Regions from separate parts of the Homo sapiens genome. Here all the other regions are linked to region 1. The links are chromatin contacts, found by Hi-C in ENCODE. All regions are on one chromosome and are shown on one strand. The core of a region is the stretch at or near the end of the contact, and the rest is flanking DNA. Distances in the headings are between cores, read along the strand shown.

Evidence for each region. A loop is a pair of places that touch in the nucleus more often than their neighbours do. Pooled maps may share reads with other maps.
Region 2: a loop to region 1 is called in a map of mammary epithelial cell, with 5 times the contacts of the local background. The contact joins the enhancer-like site here to the promoter of LINC01571 in region 1. A Hi-C loop is called at or near these places in 1 of 168 maps with a recorded cell type or tissue (mammary epithelial cell), 1 of 37 single-sample maps with no recorded cell type and 7 of 50 pooled maps.
Region 3: a map of HepG2 shows a loop between it and region 1 (32-fold over the local background). The contact joins the promoter of LINC02128 here to the promoter of LINC01571 in region 1. A Hi-C loop is called at or near these places in 1 of 168 maps with a recorded cell type or tissue (HepG2), 2 of 37 single-sample maps with no recorded cell type and 6 of 50 pooled maps.
Region 4: a loop to region 1 is called in a map of endothelial cell of umbilical vein, with 25 times the contacts of the local background. The contact joins the promoter of LINC02168 here to the promoter of LINC01571 in region 1. A Hi-C loop is called at or near these places in 4 of 168 maps with a recorded cell type or tissue (IMR-90, MCF 10A, endothelial cell of umbilical vein and 1 more), 12 of 37 single-sample maps with no recorded cell type and 13 of 50 pooled maps.

Annotation. Positions count from the first base shown.
Region 1 is chr16:51,759,827-51,764,549 of GRCh38, reverse strand. It overlaps LINC01571 (long intergenic non-protein coding RNA 1571), which reads right to left and starts at 2,031. Exons shown (of 3, transcript NR_110916.1): 1 at 1,975-2,031. It overlaps LOC105371257 (a long non-coding RNA gene), which reads left to right. Exons shown (of 4, transcript XR_001752182.1): 3 at 2,134-2,620.
Region 2 is chr16:51,240,242-51,245,452 of GRCh38, reverse strand. No RefSeq gene overlaps it. Among named protein-coding and RNA genes, the nearest start is that of SALL1, 92 kb to the right of the region's middle. Within about 2 kb of position 1,257, at least 2 of the 41 ENCODE cell types and tissues checked have a DNase peak (open chromatin) inside an H3K27ac peak, as active enhancers do.
Region 3 is chr16:50,837,248-50,841,770 of GRCh38, reverse strand. LINC02128 (long intergenic non-protein coding RNA 2128) reads right to left here and starts at 1,715. Exons shown (of 3, transcript NR_184286.1): 1 at 1,370-1,715.
Region 4 is chr16:50,804,284-50,808,878 of GRCh38, reverse strand. It overlaps LINC02168 (long intergenic non-protein coding RNA 2168), which reads right to left and starts at 2,207. Exons shown (of 2, transcript NR_146573.1): 1 at 2,072-2,207; 2 at 1,250-1,461.

The DNA.
Region 1 (4,723 bases), core at 782-3,281:
AATGCATATTAGAGTATTTTAAGATTAATCTTTTTATCCAGATAAGATGAAATGGCTTTAGAACTTTTGCTTTAATAGGAAGAGGAGGCTAATTGGCACACTCTTTGCTTGTATCTAACTGTGTGCTTAAGAGTGTGAAATCACTTGGTAGAACAAAGTCCTTAAAACAATCATGAACAATGGTGATAGAAAAGGAAGCTGTGGGACTCCTCAGCCAGAAAAGGGTCTCTAGGTAAAGATTCACTTTGCCAGGAAACCTCACAAATTATAAACTAGTGGCATTTCCAGATGAATGGTATTTTACTTTATGGTTCTTTGAAGCACGCGTGAATCATTCTGAAATGATTATATGAAGAACTGGTTTTATGACGTGAGCTTATGTGGTACGTTAGCTCCCAGTTGGCTATCCTGGGGAAGCAAAGACAGTGTGGTTAATCGAGAGAATCAAAACTAAATTTCTAGACCTGATTTCTGACCCTAGCTGTGCCTCGAACCAGCTGTGTAACTGGGCAAATTACTTTGCCTCTGCCAATTTTGGTTTCCTGGCTAAAGATTTTTACTAGAGGGTCTCTAATAGGTTGCCAGGTTGAGAAGGAAAAAAAAAAGTAAGGAAGAAAGGAAAGAAGGAAGGGAGAAGGAAGGGAGGAAAAAAAAAAAACAAAAACAACACACAGGCATCCACTTAAATCTGAATGTCAGATAAACAAAGAATATCTTTTAGTGTAAGTATGCCCCACGTAATATCTGGGACATACTTACACTAAAATCAAACCACTATTCATTCTTTTTCTGAAATTCAAATGTAACTGGGTATTCTGTAATTTATCTGGCAACCCTAGGCCTCCAATTCTATAATTAATGATTCTGACTGTATTTGTTTCTAAAAGTGTATGAAGGAGAGAGAGAGAGAGAGAAGCAATCCCCTGAAAGCACTCACCAGCCGGTTGCTAGTCTGCAAAAGGACAGCTCATGGCATTAGAGTAAAAGTCTCTTTAGGCTGAGAGGCAGCCCTGGAGAAAACAACGCCCTTTCCTGATGACATAGGCCCCTCCCATGGCTGTCCTGAGAGCCAGACCTCTTTGTGGGCCTAGAGAGCTCTGTGCCCTGAACCGTCTCAGTGGCAGGCAGTGCTGTGCTGAGCGCCCTAAGAAAAAGCCTAGTCCCTTCCATACACAAAGACAATTGCAATTAATCCCTGTTGTGAGCCACCAGGCACCAAGGATCACAGAATCCTCACAACAGGGGCCTAAACAAATCATCCTTAGGTGGAAACCAGGAATGGATCCAGCCTCCCCTTTCTCCCTAAGTAATGTGGACATAGAGGGCATCCACCCCAACCTGTTTGTTATGGGACTGGGTAAGAGTGGGAAGATAGAGCAAGATAGAGAGAGGAAGAGGATGTGAGATGCTGGAAGTCAGTGTTGCAGTCAGTTAGCAAAAGGCCGGGTAGTTAGAATTGGGATACCGAGATTTCCCCCACAACCTTAAAAAATAATTGCAGGTAACACTTTATTCTGTGTTACAGTGAGGTCCCTCCCTTAAGCATAATGACTGCTTCTTTGGTCCATTTAGTTTGGGTCTTTTGCAATTTATCAGAGATGAGTTCCCTGGAGTCTGGGATCCCATTCAAAGCAGTGTGGGCGCACGCATAAGTGTGTTGATTGCATTTCCACAATCCTCAGATTCTGCCCTTGAGAGGGGCTGTCCCTCCACTGATTCCTGGAATGGATGGGCAAACAGAGCCCCAGTGTCTCCAAAAGCACTTCAGAATCCCCCTCACCACCACCGCCACGCCGCCAGGAAATGAATTAACCTGGACACCCAGACAGCTGCCATTAACTCGACCTCCCCTCCATAAAGAAGCACGCAGAGCCGGAGTGTAAAGAGGATATGGTTAGGATACGATGTTTAACAGAGAGAAAGAAAGGAGGAGAAACAACTGTTTGCTTTAGATGCAAATAAACTCAACTTCACCTTTAAAGCTGAAAACCTGTGCCCTTGGCAAGACGTTTGGGGACTGTTCCAGAGATATTAATCTTCCTCCGTTTACATGTTAAATAGATCTTTGGAAACGGTTTCTCCAGCACTGTTTTTTCTCTCCGGCACAATCTCCTTCTCTCTTTCTTTTTTTAGTACAGTCAGGACTCCCCAGCAGCGAGAAGCCCCGGGGGACGAAGGTGGAGGCACCAAGCCGTGTGGATTTCAGAGCCATCCGCGGCTGCCGGCTGTTGGGGCGGCCAGGAGTGGCCTGCCAGCAGATGGCGCTGCGCCGCACGTTATGGACCCTCGTGTGCCCGACCGGCTCAGGGAAGGAGACAGACGGCTCAAAGTTTCTAGTGCCATTCCTGGACTGAAACAAATGTTTGTGGAATTAAGTAGTGATTTCCTTTAGTGTGCGCCACTCTTACTGGCTGTGTTTTCAGGCCTAGATGTTAACATATGCCACATATTACTTTTTTTTTTTTTTTTTTCCTGGTGAAGTCAGGGGTTTCCAAGCACTCAGCCTCATCCTAAGTGTTCATGTCAACTAGCAAAGGTCTGCATTTTCTGATAAAATAACTTATAAAACTTCCATATTAAGAGCTAAAATGGTTTGGAAGACAAAGAAGTGCTGAGAAATGTAAGTAAACAGAGCACCTAACATTTTGTCTTTCTAAATAAACAAACGGGGAGGGAGGTGTTCCTTTATTAGGCTCAAAAATTACTCATGAGAGCGGCCAGGAGGAGATTCAAGGCATTCGGGAAAAAGTGTCTCTGGCTACTGGGGGGAAGGGGGTTGCATTATGTGATTGCTGGAAACACTGAGGTGCAATGATCATAAATGTAGAATCGTGGAGAAAATTTAGGATATGCTCGGAACACCCAAGGCACAGCCAGAAGTCCCTGGGTTTTCAGAACCCAGTTAAACAACAATGGGTTAAGGGTGATAGGAATTGCCAGTGCAATTGCTTCACCATGCCAAGTGGCTCCATTAGTTAGGGTTCAGTATGTATTTAATGTTGCCATAAAATCTGTCTTCTCAAAGTAAACAAGGCAAGTCTGTGAGCATCTCCGACAAGATGTATGAAGCTTTGTTTGGGATAATGGATTTGACATGAGTAAAAACACTGGGGATTAAATGGACCCAGCACGGATAAATATGACTAATTGTCATCTCCTCGTATCAGCGTAAACATCTCTAGCACCGCATACTAGGGAGAGATGGTGGAGCAAGGGGGTTTGGGGGCGATTAGTCACTGCAGAATTGATTCACAACTGATTGATTAAGCAGGGATGGAGGGGAACATTGAGGCCTTTCCTTCCACATGGAGGTGAATGTCGCGTTTTAGAATTTCCAAGCATTTCTTGCTCAGATTGAACTGTGAGTCACAGCCCTAAAGAGTGAGTACACAGCTGTTCTGTTGTGTGTGTACACGGTAACTTTGGGCTTCTTTTTCTTAAATGTTCATTAATCTTTTAAAACTGGCAGAATGGCCCGAGCATCTTTTACACAAAAGAACAAGATCTGAAGTCTTGTCATGGACTTTTTAGAAGTTTTCAGCAAGCGACTCAATTCCTGTTTCTCTTAATGTACATAGAGATAATATTTAACTTTCCTCACCTATGTTACTGCTTTATTTTGTAAATATCGCTATGTGGATTTCTTTTTCTTAGATGATGAATACATATATCTAATACTAAAATACATTTTTTCAAAGTAAGCAATATTCTCAGGCTTTGAAACTTTCTCATTTGGAGCAGTAATTATATTTAAGGTCATTAAATAATCTGAAAGAGAATATTCATTTACTAACATATGGTTTTTAACATTTGATTCTGTTTTTTCTTTTTACCTGTTTTCATTTTTTAAGCTAAAGTTCAAAGACATTTTCTAACCAAATGTCATTTATCATATCAACATATGCTGTTTATACCGTGAATATAGTTAACGTAGTGAAATGAAACTTTAGTTGTGTGAAAAATAGCAACTTTTAAGGCTCACCAAATATTACAAACACTGCAAATTCTTTCTGTAATATCCAGAAGTTGATTTTGGATCAAAATTTAGAGCTGTCTTTCAAACAGAGCCACATTAAATTTAAAATTAGTCAAGGATTACAGTTTGCTATGAGAAATGTCTCCACCTCCAATATGAGCAAATGTCATCAAAGTGAAAGGGGAAAAAAAGAAAAGAAAAGAAAAGATGGGATTGTTTTGACACAAGTGAGAGAAGCTTAGTGTCGCTTCATTTTTAACCTCATTTCAAATTATCTTTTAACCACCCTGATATTTCTGCTTGGAGATAATCACATCTCATCAGCCTTCTCAAAACCCGGCAGCTACATACCCGGAGCTAATGCTTCTTGTTAAATCATATTGCTAAACAAATTGTTACAGCTCCCGCAGCTGACTGATGGAAATCAGCTTTGCTGGACAGCCTCTTTTTCTTTTCTTTCCATCATTCAATTTTATTTTCTTTCCGTGGGTAATTTTAATCTTCCAGAAGATGTTTGATTGTTTCTCCTAGAGAGGTAGGACATGAGTTTTAAAAATGTAAAAGCAAATCTGCCCTATAGGTGATGAAGATGGAGACCTGTTGCAATGCTCCTGGGAAAATAAACACATGGATTCACATCTATGTTTAATAGAAGAAAATCTTTCTCAGGAAAAGCAATAAAATGTGGGGACTTCAGGAGAAGAAAAGTTACCCTGGTTATAAACATCCACAATCAATTATTCCTAA
Region 2 (5,211 bases), core at 8-2,507, 520 kb after region 1:
ATACTTAATAACAGATGTTTGGTCTCTCTAGGCAGATAATTGTCCTTCTGTAAGGTTGACTTGACCTGCCTGAACGGTCCAGCTTCGAGCGCTGCAGCAGTAACAAATGATCCTAGCTTCTCTCTTTTTTACTAGGGAGATGCTCAGCCACGCTTCCTTTTAAGCACATAATTACTCGGCAGCAACTGAAGCCCATACATTCCCCTCTCCTAATGGCCATGGAGCCATTCGGTCATAATTTATGGGGACAGGGTTCAAAGTTTTAATAATATTTGGATAATATCATTGCCCACACGTCGGGGACGTCGTGATGAATAGAAGGAGAGTGGGCTTATTTCGATTCCATGCATGACAGTGAGGACGTTAACGACTGGGTGCCCGGCGTGGCCTTTATGGAAACTGCCACCAGGCCATCAGCTCATGAATTATAGATCTGGGCATGAAGGATCACATAGGGATGTTGTTCATGAGGAACTGTCCTGTTAGCGCCTCTTCCTTATGCAGATAAATGAATTGCAGGGAATACCAAAACGGCGTAAATAAGCCCTTAGTGGATAACACATTAGAACATCAACATAAAAAACCCAGTGCTGGGGCCTGCTTGGGGATATTTATGTTTATACTCTCTGCTCAAGTGGCTCCCTTATTTTTTGGCTTCTTACTGCTCACCTCATAATTCCAACCTCCTAACGGCACCTCTGGGCATGTTTCTCGGATGCTCTGTGGTGCCTGTTGACATTTGTACACAAGTTTGCTCAGAGAAGTGCTTTTGGGTAGGCAGATGGGTGAAGGCTCGTCAAATTCAAAACAGACCTAGTTAGCATTGTCTTGGTGACGTGGTGGGGTGTCCCTAAAACAGAGGCCACACACTGGCAGGTGCTAGCAGAAGAAGAAGGGCAACTATGTCCCCAAAAGTAGAAAGAAGGGAGACCTTCTCAGTCATAAACCAGATAGAAAATATCCTTGGAAAAGATCGAGTTCAACCACACTACTCCCAAAAAGCAGGTGGCAAAATTGAGGTTCAGAGGAGAGCAGGGACTCCCCCTAAATTACAAAACCTTGTTGCCAAGCCAAGATTCCTGACTCCCAAGTGTGGCCCCAGGCTGCCTTATCTGGCCTGAGTTTTCTCTCCCCAAAATGTAAACATTCAACACCAGCACCAAATGATAGTGTTAAGACTAAAACAATGTTTGCCAACTTCCTCCTGTTAATCTAGACTGACTCACTCTGAACTTTGACAAGGTTCGCGTGCCGTGAGCAATCATTGAACTTACACACTCGATATCCATTTAATCTGAAGGATTTATTTGGAAAGAACAGCAATTATAGCTGCACCTCAGAATAACTAGGAAACGGCGCGTTTAAATCTCTTTAAATAGCTTGCCGGAGTTCTACATAGCTCCCCCACACCCAGGTTCTGATCTGGAGTTCTCATTTGCCTGGGCCTTTTTACAGAGCCCGGGAGTGGTTTGGAGCAGGTTTCAAACGTGGAGGTTTGTTTCTCTACTGGGAGGCACTTTACGTTGAGAGCTTTCTGTTTTCTGACACATCTAAGGATGTGTTCTTTTTTTATCTTGCCAGGAGAAAGGAGGTAACAATGTTCTGCTGAATAAAGGCCAAGAACATTTACCCAGTTATAATTTTTTTAATATTCATACAAAAAATTAACTTTTGGGGGATCACAGCTTTATGAATTTTAACACATACATAGAATCATGTAACCACCATCACAATCAGGATACAGAACAATTCCATCACCTCCAAATCTCCCATTAAAAAGTAAACCCCCAGCCAGGCGTGGTAGTTCATGCCTGTAATCCCAACATTTTGGGAGGCTGAGGTGGGTGGATTGCTTGAGCCCAGGAGTTTGAGACCAGTATGGGCAACAAAGCAAGACCCCCATGTCTACAAAAATAAAAAATTTAGCCAGCCACGGTGGTGCACACCTGTAATTCCAACTACTCAAGAGGCTGAGGTGGGAGGATGGCTTGAGCTCAGGACTTTGAGGCTTCAGTGAATGATGATCACACCACTGCACTCCAACCTGGGTGACAGAGAGACCCTGTCCACTCTCAAAAAAAAAGTCAAACCTTCCCTTGGTCCCTAACCTCTAATCCCCACTAATCTGTTCTCCACCCCAATAACTCTGTTTTTTGGGAGTGTCATATAAATAGGTTTATACAGTTTGTCACCTTTTGAGACTGGATTCTTTCTCTCAGCATAGTGCCTTTGAGATCCATCCAAGCCCTTGTCTGTATCTACAGTTCAGTCCTCTTTGTTGCTGAGCAGTATTCCATCACAGAGCCCAGACCTCAAGTCAGGCATCACCAGGTACTTACAGGATGAGGACAGTGGCTAATGGCTGTGATGTGTGTGCTGTGTGCACCACCATCTGTCCTAGTGTTTTACTGTACTAACTCATTTAACCTCTCGACAACCTAATGGGGTGATTACTAGCATTATATCCATTTTGCAGATTAGGAAATTAAACCATAAAGGGGCTACATAACTTGCCCAACATCACACGACTGGTAAGTCAGGAACCACCTATAAGGTTAGAACCAGCCAACCCTTGTGCTTCATCATGGGACATGCTAATTATAAATATCTCTGGAAGGGAGAGGAGAAATGTCAGTCTCCAGGGAGGTGTAAATGACTGACAGTGTTGCCTTGCCAAGAGCAGGCTGTGCCAGGGTTTGAGGAGGACAGCTAACATGATCAGGAGGAAAACAAGGAAAGGGGCATGTACCACATGCCACAGAGAACCACTCCCAGAATGTGCACCCAGATACCCACACACACCCTAAAGGGAAAGGGAGGGAAGCAGGAGAAGGCAGCACTTCACATAAATGCAGTGGCTAACAAATAGGAAACATCCTGGCCTCCGCCTATCCTACTAAGTCTCAGGGGTTGGGAAAAGAACCAGATCTGAGAATTTCAAATTAATTGCCATGAATCCTGGAACTGTCAGTCTCAGGTTTCCAACAGCATGGTCTTCAGCTGTCTTACCTAACCTCCTTTGAAGCCTGAGATGTGGCTGCTGTCCTAGGAATCATAACGACCTAAAACATAAATGTGGAATTCCAGGAGTGATTTCACCCAGCATTGAGCCTGTGGGGAAACTGAGGCCTAGAAAGAGAATGGACTTGGCCAAAGGCACATAGCAAATCAGTAGCAGATCCAGGACTGTAACCCAGATCCCTTCCTCCATACATCCACCCAGTCATTCATTCAACAACTGAACCTACCATGTGCCAGGCACTTTACTGGAAGCTGGAGACAAAGGGTGATGAAGACACAGTACTATCCTACATGGAGTTATAGTTTTGGCAGGAGAAAGACATTAAACAAATGATCACAAGCAAATAGATAATTTAAAGTCATAGGGAAGATTTTAAAATTTTCTCAAGACCCACAGCAAGTGTATTTCCAACTCACCTCAGCTGCTTCTATTTCCTAAATCAACAAGGTGAAGTTTCCTATAGTAGTAAAAGCCTCCACGTGCCCTCTCAATAAGATTATGGAAGAGGTAGTTATGTTGTTCTATAACATTTTTTTTTTGAGACAGAGTCTTGCTGTTGCCCCAGGCTGGAGTGCAGTGGTGTGATCTCGGCTCACTGCAAGCTCTGCCTCCTGGGTTCATGCCATTCTCCTGCCTCAGCCTCCTGAGTAGCTGGGACTACAGGCGCCCGCCACTACACCCGGCTAATTTTTTGTTTTTTCGTAGAGACGGGGTTTCATCGTGTTAGCCAGGATGGTCTCAATCTCCTGACCTCATGATCCACCTGCCTCGGCCTCCCAAAGTGCTGGGATTACAGGCATGAGCCACCATGCCTGGCCGTTCTATAACATTTTAATCACAGGTGTTGAATGCTGGCTCCCCAAATACCACTAACAGCCTGTTGATAAAGCAAAGCTGAATTGATTGGTCACCACAATGAGGGAGAACACCACCTCAAAAGAGCTTTGGCAGTGCTATAGTTTGGATGTTTGATGCCTCCAAACCTCATGGCAAAATATGATCCTCACTGTGGGAGGTGTGGACTAATGGGAAGTGTTTGGGTCATGGGGTGGATCCCTCATAAATGGCTTGGTTCGCTTGTTGCAACAAGAATGAGTTCTCACTGTATTAGTTCCTGCAAGAACTGGTTGTTAAAAAGAGCCTGGCATCTCCCCTCCTCCTCCCTATTTCTCTTGCTTCCTCTCTCACCATGTGATCTCTGCACATGCCAGCTCCCATCTGCCTTCCACCATGAGCAGAAACAGCCTGAGGTCCCCACCAGAAGAAGATGCTGGCACTGTGCTTCCTGTACAGCCTACAGAAGTGTGAGCCAGATAAATCTCTTTCCTTTGTAAATTACCCAGCCTCAGGTATTTCTTTACAGCAATGCAAACAGACTAAGACAGGCAGCATCTTAAATGGGGAAGGGCAAGGTTATTTTTACTGAGATTCTCAAGTCTGGCTTAAAGAGTATTTTCAAAGGGAGGAGGAGTTGGTTAGAATCAGGTAAGTACCATGCTATGATAGGTTAGGATTGGCAGAAACAGCAAAGTGAGGGTTTTGAGGGGGCTACTTCAAAAAGTCTTAGAGGGTAAAGCATTGAATGATTTATATTGGAGAATTGATTTTTTTTTCGGGATATTCTGGTAATGAACCATAAAGTTAATTGACAGGGCAAGAATATTGCTGGAATAGTAAAGTTATGCTAATAAAAACAGGATTAGTAAAATCATGTTATTATAAAAGTAAGCCATGTGGGGTAGATGGCTTAGGTTCTCATAGAAATGATACCTGTTCATCCTAAGCTAGCCAATAGAAGCAATAATTGTAATAACATCTATCACTCTATGCCAATCAGCGAATGTTAGGAAGGCATGAGGAAACCTATTTTACAGCTGCTGACTCTGAAGTGGAGAGGGGCCAAAATGCTCAGCCCAAGTCCTCAACTTTGAAGCAGGAAAACCAGGATTCGAATGCGGGTCTGTCTTTCTCTGTCTCTGCTCTATTGCCACCCAGCCAAAAGGAAAAAAAAGAAAAATTACCCATGATCCCACTACCAATATTATTATTCTGCCCTGAATGTTCTCCTTTAGCTCAAGTCCACCTGGGGAACTTTGTCTCAGACTGAAAGGTTCAAAGAGAGGATCTTCTCTGTTAAGCTGCCAGCAAATCACCACCTCCTCCTTGTTCATCACCATCACCACCATCAC
Region 3 (4,523 bases), core at 466-2,965, 920 kb after region 1:
CCAGGCCTGAAGGCACTCAGCCTCCAGAAGCCCACAAGGCAGGACGGTGCCCTGACCACAAGCCCTGGGCGCCGGGCCGCCAGCCCGTGTCCTGCAGGGCTGAGGGGCTGAGGCCTTCTGAGTTAATGAGGTCCCCGGCAGAAGCACACCCCGCTGAAAATGACAAACGAACAGCATTACAGGCCGTTCCCACAATTACTATCAGTTGGCTGTAATATAAATATGCAAATTCCCTGGGCTTGAACTTTAACACCCTCGGTAGAGACCATTCATCTCTTTAAAGTATTAATTTAAGTTGTAACAGGGCCCATACATCACCGCGTGTCATTTTGAAAACAAATATTAATCAATTTTACCCTCGGAATTGCTACAGCGGAGGCGGCCCCCACGGCTGCGACTGCGGCACCGGAAGGCTGCAGCGAGAGATTTACATATTCATCCGAGCTTAAGGAAGCCGCGATAATGCAGGTACAGCCCGAAACCCACGCCCCCAGACCTTATCTGCGCGCCCCGCCGGCCCGCGGCTGCTTCTGCATGCGCCGCGCAGTGACTTGCAAATGAAACCCGCAGACCGCTGTCTGGATAACCTTGAACGCCACCGAGACAGGAGGCGAGGCGGCCTTCCAACTTCTCCTTTCCCAGAAATCAAAAAGTATTGAGAAAGGCTAGGATCTCCCTCTCCAAACGGGAGAAACAGCTCTGGCCTCCTTGGAGGTCCTGAGCAAGACAGGCTGGTCCCTGAACCCAGCTTACTTTTCCACCAGCCTTAAGAACCAGGACACCAGAGTGGCAGGTCCTGAAATGACGCGGGGGACTGGAGGTGGTGGTCTTCTGGGGACAGAAAAGGGCTGTGGAGTCATATAGCCCTGGCTTCCAAAACAGAGTCCGCACATACATGCCATGGACCTTCGCATAGATTGATTTAATTTCTTGGTTACATTAATGGAGAAATGTGCCCAGATATTAAAGATATCAACTCAAAGAGTCATTGGCAGGCTTAGAAATTATCTATGAAAAGCACCTATCACAGAAATGGGTATATAGTAAGGGCTGGGATGACATTATCAACAATTATTATTATTTTACTCAGTTATCTTCTGGGGTGACCATTCCCCTCTCCTCAACTGCACCCCCTTTGATCTTTCTACCCTTGCATCTGTAGTGGGTTTGAGGGACAGGACCTCCTGCTCCCACCCTGCCTACTGCCACAGTCTTAGTCTAACAGAATCTGCTGCCCCCTGCCTGAAGATCTGCCACTTCCTTTACAAGAAGACAGGACATCCTGGAAAGAAATGCAAGCCAGGTTGAAAGGTTAATAGCTCCCATTCCCCAAGGTGCTGACCACTCCCTGCTTCCCCTAGGGAGATACCTCCATCCTCAGCCGGAGACAGCACGCCTCCAGCCTCCTCTCGAATCAGGGCTTGCAGGGGCACAAAGCTGCTGCCATTCTCTGGTACTGGGGAGCGTCCACGTCAAGCCAGCAGAGGACACGTTGCACCTGCACAGGTGCATGAGAGATGCTCCTTCCATCCCAGAGCCATCCTACACTGGCCTGCACACCCTCGTCAGCATCCACTGCGTTGTATGCATGTACACATGCTGTACACACGGGATGCTGGCTCACTGTGTGGCTGACCTCCACATTGCAGCCCAGAAAACCTCGCAGCCCAGAAAACCCCACCTCCCTTCATTGGCCCATCAGCAATGTTGGAACTGGACTTCCATGACGAACTCTATGCATAGAACGGTGCACAGTCGAAGGGTTCTCCCCCGGAATGGTGATGCCAACCAGTGAACATCGTCCACCACCTCCTGGTAATGCTGAGTATCGGCCAATGTCAAACATTCACTGGGACAGCCGCAGATCCTGGCTCAAGTGAGGAAGAGAAATACCTCCCTATCCTTCTCCCTGGTGCTAGGGTGAGAGAAACTCATTTCATCACTGCTAAGCCTGGGACAGGAATCACTCAGGGATACAATAAAATCCCCACCCTGCAGGTATATCTGAACCAAATGAAGTATATACACCCATACATATCAAATCACATGTAAGCATGTGCACATGTATAGGCTGGACTATGTGTAAATGTGCACATTGCCCACGTGTGTTAAGCCATATGCAAGGATTTACATGTGTGTGTTCTACCACAGGTAAGTGTGCTTGTGTGTGTTAAGTTGCATGTGAGTGCACATGTGTGTTGATCCACATGTGAGTGTATGCACACGTGTATATTAAACCACATGTTGGTGTGTGCATTGCACATGTACATGTGTATTGAGCTACATGTAAGTGTGTGCATACATGTATGTTGACTCACACAGAAGCATTGCAGGCGCATATGTGTATATCGAACCACACGTAAATGTATGCACACATCATGTTGGTCTGTGACAGTCTGTGCAAAAAATGACATCCAGAGATAATGGCAGGAAATAAACACAGTGACTGTTTAACAAAGAAAAAAAAGAAAGAAAGAAATCCTGTTAAAAACACCCTATATTAAAATTTGTAATTAAAACATTCATCCCACAAATGTTTATGAAGGACCTAATTTTTTTTTCTTTTTAGAGACAGGGTATCACTATGTTGCACAAACTGTTTTCAAACTCCTGGACTCAGGTGATCCTCTGGCTTTGGCCTTCTAAAGTGCTGGGATTACAGGCATGAGCCACCATGCCCAGCTGGACCTAATATATTTCAGGGAAATGTCCAGTCAGGAGGCCAAAGGGCTGAGTTATGGGGAGTGGACCAGCCAGAGTTTTCACATAGTTCATTGAACCTAAGACACAGTTTTAGCCTATGAAATAAAGTACGCTGTAATAAATTCAGGAAATCCCAAGTCAAGTTCTTTCCTTCTGGCCTGCGACTTAGTAATCAACATGGTTATTCCCTGCTACTTAAGGAAAACCCATGGTTCTGAAGGACAGTGGTAGTATATAGGTAAAATCTTCCAGAAAACAAGTGTGTTGGTTTTTTTGTTTTTGTTTTTTGAGACAGGGTCTCGCTCTGTCACCCAGGCTGGAGTGCAATGGTGCAGTCATAGCTCACTGAAGCCTCGAACTCCTGGGCTCCAACTATCCTCCCACCTCAGCCTCCCAAGTAGCTAGAACTACAGGTGTGCACCACCAGGCATGGCTGGTTTTTTAAATATTTTTTGTACAGACAGTCTTGCTGTGTTACCCAGGCTGGTCTCAAACTCTTGATCTAATGCAATCCTCCTGCCTCAGCCTCCCAAACTGCTAGGATTATAGGCATGAGCCACTGTGCCTGGCTGTGGTTTTTTTTAAGTGCATAGATTTTTTTTCTAAGTGGAATGTTGTAATAAGTTGGCCTTTGCCAGGAAATCTATCTTGATGTCATATTTTCCACGCAGGCCCAGGGTACCTTGTCAGTAGATCTCTAATTTCCTGGAAGTCAATTACCCAATCAACTGAGCAGCAAAGACAGTGATCTTGGGCAAGTTACTCACTGTGCTTCCATTTCCTCACCTGTGAAACAGGGACAACACCAGGACATGTCTTTTAGCATTGTTGTAAGGATGAAACCAGTCCAAAACTGACCCTGATACATGATGAGCGCTCACTAATGTTAGCTATCATTAATCACCATTGTCATCACCATAACTCATCATTGCCAGCAGACATTTTATTTTATTAAGAATGCTTTTTTAAATTCAGTGCCAGTACTAAAACATTAAAACAGTAGACATATAAATTTAGAATCCTAGTTTTTGTTTAAAAATCCAAACCTCAGTGGGGCACAGTGGCTCATGCCTGTAATCCCAGCACTTTGGGAGGCCAAGGAGAGAGGATCACTTGTGTCCAAGAGTTCAAGACCAGCCTGGGCAACATAGTAAGACTCCATCTCTACAAAAAAAAAAAAAAAAAAAAAAAGGTTGGGTATGGTGGCACGCACCTGTAGTCCCAGCTACTCAGAGGCTAAGGTCGTGGGATTGCTTGAGCCCAGAGGGACTACAATTGCTGCAGTAAGCTGTGATCGAACCACTGCACTCCAGTCTGGGCAACAGAGTGAGATCATGTCTCAAAACAAAAAACAAACAAACAAACCAAATAAAAACAGGAAAAGAAAAATATAGTAAAATAAAATTAAAACTTAAGCCTCTGGGTCCACCAGGCCTGCATTGGCCCAAGGCAACCTGTAGTGGCTGCCCCTCCAGGCAGAGAGGCATGTGCCCTCCAGCTTGCCACCGTCCCCATCCAGCTCACTAGCCCATCTCCATTGCTGCTTGGCCCCCATGTGATCCTGAGGGTGAGAACCTTGGCATCCTGCTGATAAACAGATAGGAAGACTGAGGCCCAAAAAGGAAAAAGGTGCTGCCAGCCCTGGGCCCCAGGAGCCACATGCCCCTGAGCCCTGGCCCAGAGCCCTTTCCACGATCCCATGTTAAATTCCTTTGGCCCATAAGACCAGAGGGAGGCTGAAGTCTCAGCTCCAATTTTTCAAAGCTGAAAAAGACCAATCCCCTCCTACTAAATATAATGGGATTTCCAAAGATGGATGG
Region 4 (4,595 bases), core at 958-3,457, 960 kb after region 1:
CACCACCCAGGCTGGAGTCCAGTGGCGCGATCTCGGCTCACTGCAACATCTGCCTTCTGCATTCAAGCAATTCTCCTGCCTCAGCCTCCTGAGTAGCTGGGATTACCGGCATGCCACCACAGCCCGGCTAATTTTTTTATTTTTAGTAGAGATGGGGTTTCACCATATTGGTCAGGCTGGTCTCAAACTCCTGACCCCAGGTGATCCGCCCACCTCAGCCTCCCAAAGTGCTGGGATTACAGGCATGAACCATCATGCCCAGCCACAAATTTTTGTATACACAAAATTAGATCTATTATCATACATAAGTTTTTAATAATCCACTTTTTTCACCTAATATAGTGTGAATTTTTGCTCATGTCCTTAAAAAAATTACATTCCAGAAGAATCATTAATGACTGCACATGGTTAATGGTTATGGTATAGTCTAGCTGTACCATAATTTATTACAGTCCTGCACATTTAACTTTTTCAGGTTTGGCCAGCATTATAAACAGTGCTGCTCGGAGTCTGATGGCTAATCTTGGGCACATCTGCGATCATGATTGCCTTAGAAAAATTTCCCAGCAACAGAATTGCTGGGGATGAGGTATGCACAATATGAAGGCTTTTGAAAACCAAGCACTCGTGTATCGGGCACCTACATGGCTCACAATTTGTGCAAAATGGGTTAGGGGTAGCAGGCAGAGAAAGAACCAAAGCAAGAGAAATCAGCATTCTGAGGGGGGGGGTCTCTGCACACACCAGACCCAGACACCATGGAAGTGCCACATGGGGAAGGGGCTTCCAAAGCACTGAGCCACCCTGAACGTCAGAGCTGGAAGGGACAGCACAGACTCTAATACAATTCTCTGTATTAGGAATGGGAAAACTGAGGCTCAGAGAGGTGCCACCCAGGAAGGGGGTGACCTCAGTACTGGAATCTTTCCAACATGGCTGTGTGCTTTGCTTGAAGTGAGCCCTGCTCTGGGAGAAGGGCCCGAGGTGGCAGGCCGAGCCTTGATATGAAAGTATAAACCATTTTCCCCCACCTCCCAAGCAGAGGTGGATGGGAGGGGGTGAGGAATGCTGAGGAGGCCTCCAGCCGGCCTCACACAGGTAACAGCAGCAGTAGTGACCCATTTGAGCCCCCATGGTGTGCCAGATGCTGGTCCCAGGACTTTGGGTCTGTTATCACTGAAACCACACACAAAATGAGCGACAGGGGCACTGTGGTTTTGTCAGAGATGCTTGCTCTCATTTGCACAGAAAGGAGTTCATGCAAGTCTTTTTATTATTATTACATGTCACCGCAACAGGGTATTGCAGTGGGGGAAAGAGACTGGACTCAACTCCCCACTTATGCAAGTCTTAATCCAAGTGGAATCTCTTCTCTGGATTTCTAGAGTGGCAGGTGAGGGGGCGGGAAGCCTCTTCTCCATAATGGCAGTGGTTCTCACACTTCAGCGTGTGCCCGATTCTCTTGGTGGGAAAAGGGGGAAGTGTTCAAAATGCACATTCCAGGGCCCTACCCTGAGAGCTTGATGCTGTAGATTTTGCACAGGGCCTCCAAGACCAAATTCTCTTTTTTAGAGACAGAGTCTTGCTCTGTCGCCCAGGGTGAAGTGCAGTGGTGTGATCATAGCTCACTACAGCCTCCAACTCCTGGGCTCAAGTGATCCTCAAGCCTCAGCCTCCCAAGTAGCTAGGACTACAGAAGTGCATCATTACACCTGTCTAATTTTTATTGTTATTATTGTATTTTTGTAGAGACAAGGTCTTGCTGTGTTGCCCAGGCTGGTCTTAAAGTCCTGGCCTCAAGCCCTGCCCGCCTCAGCCTCTCAAAGCGCTGGAATTACAGGTGAGAGCCACCACGCCCAGCCGGAGCCTGCATTCTTAAATGTCCCTGGATGACTACGACGCAGGTTGGTCCAAAGACCCCTCTCTGGGAAGCACTGAAGACAGTGTGGTTGATTTTCACATTGGGATCCTGACAAAGTAACCTGTACTAAAGTTAACACAGTAGATATGAGGCTTACACTGAGAAAGGGTCGCAAATAAAGGGAGGTGACATCAGAATCCTATTACGTACCGACATTCCCCCCATAAAGCCACAGATTTGTAATTCATTCATTCCTTTGCAGATTCCGGGACCTCACAACCGACCTTACGGCATTCGCCCAGTAGATGGCGCTAGCTCATTTTAAACCCCGTTTGTAGACGGTGCCTGAAAGCTCAAGACAGAGGGAGCAGCAGATGCAGAGAAAGGGCAAGACAGAGCCCATTATGAGAGAGGACAGCCACAAACAGAAATGGTCAACACTAAGCAGCTGTCCCGAAATGACGCAGAGGAAACTTAAACCCTCTTAGGGTGTAGTGTGTAATCTGGTGTGTTGGCCCGACTGCCACATTGGCTTTCAAAATCCCTGCTGCCTCCCAAGCCTGGGTTCTGGCTGCGGCTCGGAGTTTGGGAGCTTAGATCTAGGACAGCGCCATAACCAGTAATGACCACAAGATGGCGCTGCTGCACTCAGGGACAAGATGCCTGAGAAAAATCTCAATCTCATAAAACCATCTAAAGGATAAAGAGTGTGGCTTAAAATAGGATCGTGGAGGGAGATGAGAGGCAGAAAGAGAACTGCTGATTAGACTTGCACCCTGTCTCTCAAGTTCATGTTTACGATATTAGTACTAATGCTGCTGCTGCTGCCACTGGTGGCTGCTGTTTACTCAGGGGCTACGGAGTGCCAGGCACTGTGATAAGCACTTTCCGTGCATGGTTTCATTCAAAGTTCATCAAAGCCCTAGCAGGGGAGTCCTACGATGTCTCCACTTCTGAGAGGAAGCATTATTTGGGGAACTAGAGACTGAGACGTCTTGTGCTTTCTCAAAAGAAATGGGGACAGTAATCTAATTCTGAGCACACTGACAATAGACAGTGGGGCTTCCACGAATAAAAGGCTGAAACAGCCTGGACAACATAGCGAGAGCCCCCTCTCTACAAAAATGTAAAAAGCCAGCTGGGCATGGTGGTGTGCACCTGCAGTCCCAACTACTGAGGAGGCTGAGGCGGGAGGTTTGTGCCAGGCACTGATCAAGGTGGTAAGGAAAGACAATTAAAGGGACTAGGGGAGGTCCTGAGGAGCCCACGATAAGCCATGCAGCCAGGGGATCAGTGCTGTGGAGAAAATGAAGCGCACAGGAGTCTATATGTGCCTGTAGGTGTGTTTGAGATGATGGCAGAAGTAAACTGGAGCTGGCATCCATGGCTCACAAGAGCCCATTATTAAATTTTCAGGAATTTTGCGAGTCAGTTCTTGGATGGATCTATTATTGAATTATTAAGCTAACAAAGTATATAAACTTACAAATTATATAAACTTAAAATGAAATTATACTTAAAATAAAGGTAACAAATACTCGCAACTCATTACTTCCTAATTATTTTATATTTTACCATTTTCTGTGCCAAAGGTAAGCAAACTGTTTCTGGGAAGGGCCATTTAATGACTGCGTGAGCCATAAGGGTTCAGTCAAAACTATTTGACTCAGCCATTGTAGCACAAAAGCATTGATAATATAGACTGAGCATCTCTAATCTGAAAAATCTTAAATGCTCCCTAATCCAAATATCTGAAATGCTCCAAAATCCAAAACTTCTTGAGCACCAACATGACACTCAAAGGAAATGCTCATTGGGGCATTTTGGATTTTGGATTTCTGGGTTAGGGCTGCTCATCTGGTACTGCAAATATTCCCAAATCCAAAAACATCTGAAACCTGAAACACTTCTGGTCTCAAACATTTCAGATAAGGGATATTCAACCTGTACTTAGATAAATGGTCATGACTGTGTTCCAATCAAATGTGATTCACAAAATCAGGTGCTGAGCTGGTTTGGTTCACGGGCTGCTGTTTGCCACCGTGGTTTTATGTCTATCGTATCTGTATGGCGGAAATGCTATGTACTTGTGTTAATCCTACTATATAAGTCTTCCCTAGTTCCTTGAAAGGTGTCATTTTGGTAGCTTGCAATTGGCCGTGGTGGGGGTATTTATACCACCAAATCAGCAGAGGCTACAAACAGGGTTGCCCCTCAGCCCCCAAGAGCTGGTTGTTAAACATTCCAGCACACCCCTGGCTAATGTGGTCTGTGAAGGCCTCTTCAGGGAGGTGACCTCTGAACAGAAACCTGAAACCACACTTAGTCCTTCCAACCTGCAGAGGCCCATCCCACCCCCAATGGGCGACCTACAGGGCACAGTTCAGAAATACATCGGAACAAAACAGTCTGAAGTTTACAGAGATGGCCGGACCCAACAAAACGCACATTTGTTTAAAACACAGTATATTCCAGTGTCATCACCCCACCACGCACTAACCCAGGAGCAGCCTCGCCTCCCTGGAGCCAATAAGAAGGCACAGCGAAGAAGCCACTCATCATGGCCTGAGGCCTGACTGCATTTACTACAGGCTGCTGAGTCTTGCCTGCCACCAAATAGAACCTGCAAGGCAAGGCCTGAGGGGTCGCTTCCAAAGTCTGCTAAAGTTGGGGAGGACTGGAGGAGAGGGACTCAGGGAGGCATCCGTGGTACAGTCAACTTCCTCACCAACTC